Regions from separate parts of the Homo sapiens genome. Here region 2 is linked to region 1. A link is a loop called in an ENCODE intact Hi-C map of the cell type or tissue named here. Cell type or tissue: endothelial cell of umbilical vein. All regions are shown on one strand. Each heading gives the region's core, and the rest is flanking DNA. Links, peaks and the distances in the headings are about the cores only. Region 1 overlaps JADE3 (jade family PHD finger 3). Region 2 has its middle 38 kb from the start of SLC9A7.

What was found. A loop is a pair of places that touch in the nucleus more often than their neighbours do. Peaks named below come from ENCODE experiments on the same cell type or tissue, not always from the same donor. Only the 100,000 strongest peaks of a DNase experiment are listed, where the experiment ranks them.
Region 2: a loop joins it to region 1, with 6 times the contacts of the local background. A loop is called at or near these places in 2 of 110 quality-filtered maps.

The regions. Positions count from the first base shown.
Region 1 is chrX:46,976,187-46,981,569 of GRCh38, reverse strand. All of the region lies in intron 1 of JADE3 (jade family PHD finger 3), which reads right to left. Among named protein-coding and RNA genes, the nearest start is that of JADE3, 66 kb to the right of the region's middle. In endothelial cell of umbilical vein, for the core only: a CTCF peak has its summit at 2,748 (motif pointing right); DNase peaks (open chromatin) are centred at 2,009 and 2,739; H3K27ac peaks cover 1,499 bases.
Region 2 is chrX:46,794,633-46,800,015 of GRCh38, reverse strand. No RefSeq gene overlaps it. Among named protein-coding and RNA genes, the nearest start is that of SLC9A7, 38 kb to the right of the region's middle. RefSeq lists enhancers at 3,133-3,182, 3,273-3,322. In endothelial cell of umbilical vein, for the core only: a CTCF peak has its summit at 3,234 (motif pointing right); a DNase peak (open chromatin) is centred at 3,235.

The DNA.
Region 1 (5,383 bases), core at 96-5,095:
GGGGCTACATTTGGCTCTCTGGTGCAAAATTTCATTCAAATCTCTTCTGAAACGCAAACAAAACCAACAGTAACAACAAGACACTTCCTATTAAAAAGTAGTAGTGGGGAATTTAAAGTCACAATGAATGTAGAAATTTAAGCAGAAATAAAAGTAATACATTTTCTAACTATTCCCCACTGAATGCACAGATCTACTTAGAGTAGCACTTCATTTATCTGATATCATGGGGATGTTGCATATATAAAAATTGTTCAGATACACAGTATACCCAAATGTATAAAATCCTATTTTAATAGAAGCTTTTCTAAAACACCTATTAGTTTTCTAACGTTACAGTAACAAATTATCACAAACTCAGTGGCTTAAAACTACATAAATTTACTATCTTATAGTTTAGTGGGTCAGGATTTTGACACAGGTCTCACAGAGCTAAAATCAAGATGTCATCAGGACTGCGTTCCTTTCTAGAGGCTACAGGGGAGAACTCATTTCCTTGCCTATTACAGCTTTTAGAGGACACTCTTACTCCCTTGATCTTGGCTGTCTTCTTCCATCTTCAAGGCAAACAACACTGAATCTCTCTGATCCTGTTTCTGTCATCGCATCTCATTCTCTGACCCTTCTGTTCTGCTTCCCTCTTCCACTTTTAAGAACCCATGTAATTACATTGGACCCACCCAGATAATCCAGGATAATGTCCCTATTTTATAGTCAGCTAAATAGCAATCTTAACATATTCATAGGTTGCAGAGATTAGGACACGGACATCTCTGCCTACCACAACCTAATATACAAAATGTAACTCAAAATGGATCACAGACTTAAATGAAAAATGTAAAATTATAAAATATTTACAAAAAGCATAAGAGAAAGTCTTCAGGATCTAGGGCTAAGCAAAGAGTTCTCAGACTTGATACCTAAAGCATGATTGGCAAAGAAAAATGTGTTTTCATCAAAATTAAAGACTTTTGCTCTCAGAAGCATATCCAGGGCAACTTGAATCTATGCTGCTGGGTTGTGGTCTTCAAACTTGGCCCAAATAAACTATCTACTTATATTTTTAAAAAAACTTCTGCTCTGAGAAAGCCCCTGTTAAGAAGACGCAAAAGCAAGCAGAATGGGACAGAATATTTACACATATTACACACACGTGTAATATCAAATGCTGGAGAAGATGTGAAGAAACTATCACTCATACATTGCTGGTGGGAATGTAAAAAGGAATCGCTATTCTAGAAAATATTTTGGTCATTTCTTAGAAATATTATACATGTAATATTTATTATAAAACACATATCTGACAATGAACTTATATTACAGAATGCATAAGGAACTCTAAAAATTCAACAGTAAGGAAACAAATGACCTAATTAAAAATCAAGAGATGGGCCGGGCATGGTGGCTCGCACCTGTAATCCCAGCACTTTGGGAGGCTAAGGCGGACGGATCATTTGAGGTCAGGAGTTCGAGACCAGCCTGGCCAACATGGTGAAACCCCGTCTGTACTAAAAATACAAAAATTAGCTGGGTGTGGTGGCATGCACCTGTAATCCCAGCTACTCGGGAGGCTGAGGCATGAGAATTGCTTGAACCTGGGAGGCGGAGGTTGCAGTGAGCCTAGATTGCATCACTGTACTCCAGCCTGGGTGACAGCGAGACTCTGTCTCAAAAAAAAAAAAAAAAAAAAAAAAAATCAGCAGACATTTTACCAAAGAGGAACGCAAATGGCATTTAAGCCCGTGAAAAGACATTCAGTATCACCAGCCATTAGGGAAATGCCAGTTAAAACCACAAGATATTATTACATACTTATTATTACAATAGCTGAAATAAAGAAATAGTGAAAATATCAAATCATGGAGAAAGTGTAGAGAAACTATATCACTCGTACATGGCTTGTGGGAATGTAAAATAGTATAGCTATTCTAGAAAATATTTCGGTCATTTCTTTAAAAATTAAATATGCAACTATGACTCAGCAATTGCACTCCTGGGCATTTATCCCAGAGAAATGAAAGTTTATGTTCCCACTGAATATAACCTCCATATGGATGACTCATGATGGGATCAAGGGCAACAAATGTCATAGAAAAAACAGTTTTATTCTCTAAAAATCTCAGTGAAGAAAGCCAACTGACCATGGACCCTCTCTCCTCACCTCCCTGAGAGTTTCAGAAGACCTAAGACTTCTTGTGAGATGGATACTCCTCTCATCTGAAGTTCTGGGTATGTGTACTTTGGATAAAACAGTTTCTCCATTTTCTATAATATTCTGTTCTTTAAGTAAAAGAGTTATCAAACTGTTCTTGACAGAGGGAGATTTTAAAGAATAGGCAAAATTTGGCATTTTTAAAACAATTACAGTAACAACTATTTTTTATTATAGATGGAAACAAAAAATCTTGTATTATCAGTAAAAAGCCTAGGAAACAGATTATCTAATACGAGTTACACCAGTCCTGGGAAATAAGAAAATGAGTCATCAATGACTTTTAGAAAAGAAAACAAAGCAAGTTAATTTTTGGGTATGGGCTGTTTAAAGTCCAGTGATTTGTCTGTCCATTTCTGTGACATACTGCTGTTTTAATTATTGTAGGAAAATGACAGAAAACAATAAATATCAGCAGAATAATTCAATGATGGTAAATCTTTATATCTCTATTTATTATTTCTAAGCACAACAACAGTCCTACACATAGCAGCAGCAGCCATTTTACAGATGAGGAAATTGGGGCTCAGAAGCATTAAAGCGACATGCTTAGAGCAACATGGCCACCAGGGGGCAGTCAGGTACATTGACAATGAGCACTCCAAGTTGATCCAGAAGCCAGAGGACAGGCTGGAGGGATGACAGCAAGAATGGTGCCCCTTCTAAGCCCAATCTCCTCAGCATGGCTTGCGAGGCCCAGTTCTGGCTCCCAGTCTCTCAGGCCTCATCAACTGCTGTTCCCCCCAATCCACTCCAATTGTTTGGCATATACTATGCCCCATGTGATTCCGGGAACACGTTCGTCTTGTTTCATACTTGCTTGCCAGCCTTTGCACAGGGCTCTTCCTTCTACCTACAATTCCTCCCCATGTTTTCCTTGACCAGCCCATTTTCCCCAACCCTGGTTCTATTCATTCATTGGATGTCCTCGATGAAGCTTCCCAGACGTCCCTCCCCCACAATTATTCACTCCTTTGCTTTCCATCCAAGTACATGCAAAGAAGCACCTCACTTGCACCATCAATATTCTTTACATCAAGCTTGTCCAACCCGCAGCCTGCATGTGGCACAGGACGGCTGTGAATGCCACCAAACACACATTCATAAACTTTCTTTAAACACTGAGATTTTTTTTGTGATTCTTTAAAGCTCATCAGCTATCGTTAGGTGTTAGTGCATTTTATGTGTGACCCAAGAGAATTCTTCCAATGTGGCCTAGGGCAGCCAAAAGATTGGACACTGCTGCTTTACATGGTCAGCCCTGTTGTCACTAGACCACAAGCATCTTGAAAGCAGGGACTGTGTCACATTCATTTTTTACCCCTAGCTCTTAGCACAGTATCCTGCACAAAATAAACAGGCAAAGGAATAACACACTGTGCTGCCCCCACCCAATCCTGTTTACCTAGCTAGCATACTGTACCCATTTTCCAGCTACTTCTTGTTGGCTGCTAATGGCTCACAATGGCCCCTCTCTTCCCAAGAACTGGGGATTACACTCTTCCAGTCTCCCTCCCAGAGGCAGCCTGCAGTCAATAATTGTTCTGCCATCACCTCAAACAGGCTATGGCTAGATTTTCTTAAGACCCTAACTGGCTGCTCCTTCCTTACCCGGTTACCCTCTTCCCCTTACAGGTTTCTCCTGAGAACACTCCTCAATAAATCATGTGCATTTGAATACTGTCTCAGGTTCTGCTTCTAGGCACCCCTACTTAACATGTGAATCCTTATTAAGTGGTAATTTTAAGAATGTACTACTTAATTTAAGGTAAGTCCTAGAGATCTTTTGTACAGCAGAGTGCTATAGTTAACAATACTATATTGTATACCTAAAAGTTTGCTAACAGGATAGGCCTTTATATTGTGTTCTTACCACGACAGAAGAATAGAGCAAAGGGAAACTTTTGGGGGTGATAGATAGGTTTATGGCATAGATTGTGATGATAGTTTATAGGTATATACTTATCTCCAAACTCATTTAGTAGCTGTTGTTGTTTTTGAGACAGAGTCTCACTCCGTCACCCAGGCTAGAGTGCAGTGGTGCAATCTCAGCTCACTGCAACCTCTGCCTCCCGGATTCAGGCGATTCTCATGCCTCAGCCCCTGAGTAGCTGGAATTACAGGCATGCTCTGCCACACCTGGCTAGTTTTTGTATTTTTAGTAGAGATGGGGTTTCACCATGCTGGCCAGGCTGGTCTCCAACTCCTGACCTCAAGTGATTCACCCACCTTGGCCTCCCAAAGTGCTGGGATTGCAGGCGTGAGCCACCACACCCAGCCAAACTCATCTAGTTGTATATATTAACTATGTACAGCTTTTTGTATGTCAAAAAAATTTTTTTAAGAAAGAAAAGCCCCATAGAAGGACTAGCCCTCTTTAGTTGACCAGGCAGATCTCAAAGTCACAGCAGCCCAGGGGCTGAGCATGATGCTTGATGACACCTGAAAGCATACGGCAAACAATTGTTTTCTGTGATGTCCCTGTCATGAATATTCATTTAAGAACTAGAAGGGAAAGAGGCCCAATAAGGTCTGTGATTGTCAAAGTAACTTCTTGGGAAGAAAAGAGGAATAAGGAACATAAAACAAGCAAATAAATTTATTTGTACCATGAAAAAAATTACCTTAGAATAAAATGTTTTGTTAAACAAAACCATAAATCAGTATAGTGTAATCCTGGAGTAACTGTGATATATCTCGATGTCTTACACTTGGTTATATTATTCAGCTGTTTATTTTCTAGTCCTCAGATCAGAGCACAGACTTTATAAAGGCATTCTTTTCTTCCTTACCTTCATTTTGGCAGAAACAAAATGTACACTAGACCTCACCTTGCACCACTGGGAACAGTAATTTGATGGCAGTTTTCAGATCTTATTCCTACTATCATCTCAAGTACAATAATTAACAGCACAGTGGTTTAACAGTGACTGCAAACCAGGCAAAATACAAATGTCTGGAGTAAATGTCTTCCTTGAGTAAAATACCCTTTTAAAGGAGGACTGTCTGGAAGTCAACCCAACTGGGATTATTTGGGACTGGAACCTAAGCCTGCGGTTTGGTGGCTACTTGACTCCCCATTAATATTCCCACGGAAGAACATGCAGGCCAAGGAAAGGAAAAGTGATTAGCTCAAACATAGCCCTTTCCTTTCCTACTATATACCCATGA
Region 2 (5,383 bases), core at 255-5,254, 180 kb after region 1:
ATTGACATGTGTTAACATACCCATCGCTAGATTCCTATGGCAAGAACAAGAAGTTCACCTGACGAAGCATGGGCTGATCTACCTGGCCCCTCCACCTGAAAGAACCAAATCTATGATGACATTTATTTTATTTTATTTTATTTTATTTTATTTTATTTTATTTTATTTATTTTGAGACGGAGTTTTGCTCTTGTTGCCCAGGTGGGAGTGCAATGGCATGATCTTGGCTCACCACAACCTCCAACTCTGGGGTTCAAGTGATTCTCCTGCCTCAGCTTCCCGAATAGGTGTGACTACAGGCATGTGCCACTACACCTGGCTAATTTTCTGTATTTTTAGTAGAGATGGGGTTTCTCCATGTTGGTCAGGCTGGTCTCGAACTCCCAACCTCCGGCGATCCACCTGCCTCAGCCTCCCAAATTGCTGGGATTACAGGCATGAGCCACTGTGCCTGGCCTTATTTATTTCTTTTTGAGACAGAGTCTCACTCTGTTACCCAGAATAGAGTGCAGTGGTGCGATCTTGGCTCACTGCAGCCTCTGCCTCCTGGGTTCAAGCAATTCTCGAGGCCCAGCCTCCTGAGTAGCTGGGATTACAGGTGTGCACCACCACACCAGCCAATTTTTTTGTTGTTGTATTTTTAATAAAGATGGAGTTTCACCATGTTGGCCAGGCTGGTCTCAAACTCCTGACCTCAAATAATCTGCATGCTTTGGCCTCCCAAAGTGCTGGGATTACAGGCATGAGACATCATGCTGGCTTATGATGACATTTTCAAGGTAGCATTTATTAAAGACCTTCTCCCTTTCCCACCTTTCAAGGCAATGTCTGTAAGTTGACTCCTCGCTCATAATTTTGATGTGATTCAGAGTCTCTGTAAAGCTCTAAGGCTTCAGGCAATAGAAGTTTTATGTAATTTTTTTTTCTTTTTTTTTTTTTTTGAGACAGAGTCTCACTCTGTCACCCAGGCTGGAGTGCAGTGGCATGAACACAGCTCACTGCTGCCTCAAACTCCTGGACTCAGGGTCTCCTCTCACCTTGGCCTCCCAAAGAGCTTGGACTACAGGCACACACCACCACACCCAGCTAACTTTGTTATTTTTGGTAGAGACGGGGGTCTCGCTATGTTGCCCAGGCTGGTCTCAAACTCTTGGCCTCAAGGGATCCTTCCTCCTTGGCCTCCCAAAGAGCTGGGATTACAGGCATGAGCCACTGCACCCAGCCTCTTTTCCCAACTCTTACACTGCCCTTAAAAATAATACACTGCCATGGCCCAGCACAGTGGCTCACACCTGTAATCCCAGCACTTTGGGAGGCTGAGGCCGGTGGATTGCCTGAGCTCAGGAGTTCGAGACCAGCCTGGATAACATGGTGAAACCCCATCTCTACTAAAATACAAAAAAATTAGCTGGGTGTGGCAGCGTGCGCCTGTAGTCCCAGCTACTCAGGAGGCTGAGACAGGATAATTGCTTGAACCCAGGAGGCAGAGGTTGCAATGAGCTGAGATCACCCCACTGCACTCCAGCCTGGGCAACAGAGCAAGACTCCGTGTCAAATAATGATAATAATGATAATAATAATAATAATAATAATACAGCGCCCTGTAAAAAATATTTTCAGGCCAGATGTGGTGGCTCACACCTGTAATCTCAGCACTTTGGAAGGCCAAGGCAAGAGAATCTCTTGAGGCCAGGAGTTCAAGACCAACCTGGGCAACAAAGCAAGACTCCCTATCTCTGTACTTTTTTTTTTTTTTTTTGAGACAGAGGCTCATTCTCTTATCCAGGCTGCAGTGCAGTGGTGCAATCTCGGCTCACTGCGGCCTCCGCCTCCCGAGTTCAAGTGATTCTCTTGCCTCAGCCTCCCAAGTAGCTGGGATTACAGGCACACACCACCACGCCTGGCTAATTTTTGTATTTTTAGTAGAGACAGGGTTTTGCCATGTTGGCCAGGCTGGTCTTGAACTCCTTACTTCAGGTGATCTGCCCACCTTGGCCACCCAAAGTGCCGGGATTACAGGTGTGAGCCACCGAGCTTGGCCAAAATTTTTTTTAAAAGATAAAATAAATTAAAAAATATATATTTCCAGTGCCACTGACCTCCCCTGTTATAACGAGAGGTCATGACAGGATGGATGTCTCTTATGTACATGTGCTGGAAACAAGTTCAATGTGAAGTGAGAAGACAAAGCAGGAACCTGGGGTGGAGGGAAGGTGAAAGAAACAATAATAAATAAAGATGTAGTCAGAAATTCTTAATTTTAATGCCTTACCCTCCAATGCCCAGGCTTGGACTCTTATGCGTTTTCAGTTTTGCCCATTCACAAATTAGTTTCATCTATAAACACAAAATTGACTCTTCATTCTTAGCTCTCCTTATTTCAAAAGGGCCAAAGAATCTGTAAAGTAATTCTTGTTGTATTTCCACAGATTTTGTTTTTATGTCTGTATTAAAGTTTAAAATAACAACAATAAACAATCTTGTCTGGGGCCGGGCACAGTGGCTCACGCTTGTAATCCCAACACTTTGGGAGGCCAAGGCAGGTGGATCACTTGAGGTCAGGAGTTCAAGACCAGCCTAGCCAACATGGTGAAACCCCCTCTCTACCAAAAAATACAAAAACTTAGCCGAGCATGGTAGCGTGTGCCTGTAGTCCCAGCTACTCAGGAGGCTGAGGTGGGAGAATCGCTTGAGCCCGGGAGGTGGAGGTTGCAGTGAACTGAGATCGCACCAGTGCACTCCAGCCTGGGTGACAGAGTGAGACCCTGTCTCACACACACACACAAAAATCTTGTCTGGTTTTGAAGTGTTTTCAAAAGATTTTCGAAATATTTTACCAGTTTCAAAGAAAACTTGGTATTTAGCATTTTATGTATTATCCACAATTCAACTTATTTGAATGTAATATAATTGCTGTCAGGGAGCTAATGAGAACTGATATACATTTGACTCTTTTGTCCTTTTGCAAATTGCAGTGCCCAAATACAGAGATGTTTCTTTAGGTTTGGGCAAGTCTGGTGAGACCATCTGTGACCTGCACACAGATTTGCTAAAGGACTTTTCTTTAAAAAATAGAACAAGGTGAAAATACTGTAAAGAAAAAAAATTTAGGTAGATGAAATTCTTATCCCATGATGGATGATAGGATGGGAAAGACTAACTCCCTTCATACAGGTCTCATGAATAGGAAACAATACCCATAGCGGCATCGATGGATACAGCCAGCAGGTGGCAGCAGGGGGCCGTGCCAGAAGAATTTACTAACTTGGAAAGGCCCTAGCTAAACTGCAACATGGGCCTTTGGGCTTAGGAGACAGCATCTGTGAGTGGTTGGAAGAGGGTATGATGTGTTTCCCAGCAGAAAAAGAAACGTGAAAGGGTCTTCCAGAAGCCCAGGATTAGCATCTGGTGTCTAAAATGAAGGACCCAGGCCGGGCGCGGCAGCTCATGCCTGTATCCCTGCACTTTGGGAAGCCGAGGCAGGTGGATAGCTTGAGCCCAGGAGTTCGAGACCAGCCTGAGCAAACTGGTGAAACCTCGTCTCTACTAAAAACACAAAAATTAGCCAGGCGTGGTGACGGGCGCCTGTAATCCCAGCTACTCGGGAGGCTGAGGCAGGAGAATCACTTGAACCCAGGAGGCAGAGGTTGCAGTGAGCCGAGATCGCACCACTGCACTCCAGCCTGGGTGACAGAGCGATACTCTGTCTTTAAAATAAAATAAAATAAAAGACCCAGAGTTGGGGTTGGTTGGCAGGGAACAGGGATGGATGCAAAAGAAAGGAGGGGTGGCATAGGAGTGAAACCATCCTCAAGGCAAGGAGGAAGGCATAGGAGAAAGAAGGGAGGAGGGTCAGCCTCTGACAAACAAATGGCAGTGCAGAGTAGGAAGCAGGGTAGAAAGGGTGGGGATCATTTATTTTTGTGTGAACTGGGAGTGGCACTAATTTTAAAAAGCTCTGAGGATAAGTGGAAGCAACTGAAATGTCCATGGATGAATAAATGGATAAGCAAAATGTGGTATATACATAGAATGGAATACTATTCAGCCTTAAAAAGGAAGGGGCCGGGCGCAGTAGCTCATGCCTGTAATCCCAGCACTTTGGGAGGCCAAGGCGGGCGGATCACCTGAGGTCAGGAGTTCAAGACCAGCTTGGCCAACATGGCAAAACCTCGTCTCTACTAAAAATACAAAAATTAGCCGAGCATGGTGCCGGGTGCCTGTAATCCCAACTACTAGGGAGACTGAGGTGGGAGAATCGCTTGAACCCAGGAGGTAGAGGTTACAGTGACCCGAGATTGCGCCATTGCACTCCGGCCTGGGTGACAAGAACAAAACTCTGTCTCAAAAAAAAAAAAAAAAAAAGAAAAGAAAAGAAAAGAAAGAAAGAAAGAAAGAGAAAAAGGAAGGCAATTCGACACATGTTGCAACATGGATGAACCTTCAGGACATTGTGACAAGTGAAATAAGCCAGTCACAAAAAAAGATAAATAGTGTATGATCCCACTTATATGATGTACCTAGAGTAGTCAAATTCATAGAGACAGAAAGTAGAAGGTGGTTACCAAGAGCTGAGGGGAAGGGAAAATGGAGAGTTGGTGTTTAATGGATAATGGATATACAGTTTTAGTTGTTTTTTGTTTTCGTTTTTTTTTTGAGATGGAGTCTTGCTCTTGTTGCCCAGGCTGGAGTACAGTGGCGTGATCTCGGCTCACTGCAACCTCCACCTCCTGGGTTCAAGTGATTCTCCTATCTCAGCCTCCCGAGTAGCTGGGATTGCAGGCGCCCGCCACCACACCCAGCTAATTTTTGTATTTTTAGTAGAGACAGGGTTTTGCCACATTGGCCAGGCTGGTCTTGAACTCCTGACCTCAAGTGATCCACCTGCCTCAGCCTCCCAAAGTGCTGGAATTACAGGCATGTGCCACCGCACCTGGCCTTACAATTTTCGTTTTGCAGGATGAAAATGTTCTGGAGATTGGATGCACAACAATGTGAATATATTTATCGATACTGAACTATATCCTTATAAAGAAATGATTAGGATAGTACATGTTGGTAGGGGTGGTGGCTCAGGCCTTTAATCACAACACTTTGGGAGGCTGAGGCAGAAGGGTCACTTGAGCCCAGGAAGTCAAGACCACCCTGGACAACATAGTGAGGCGAGGTGTCTCACACCTGTAATTGCAGCACTTTGGGAGGCCGAGGTAGGTGGATCACAAGGTCAGGAGTTCGAGACCAGACAGGCCAACATAGTGAAACCCTGTTTCTACTAAAAATACAAAAATTAGCTGGGCGTGGTGGCGGGCACCTGTAGTCCCAGCTACTTGGGAGGCTGAGGCAGGAGAATCGCTTGAATCCGGGAAGCAGAGGGTTGCAATGA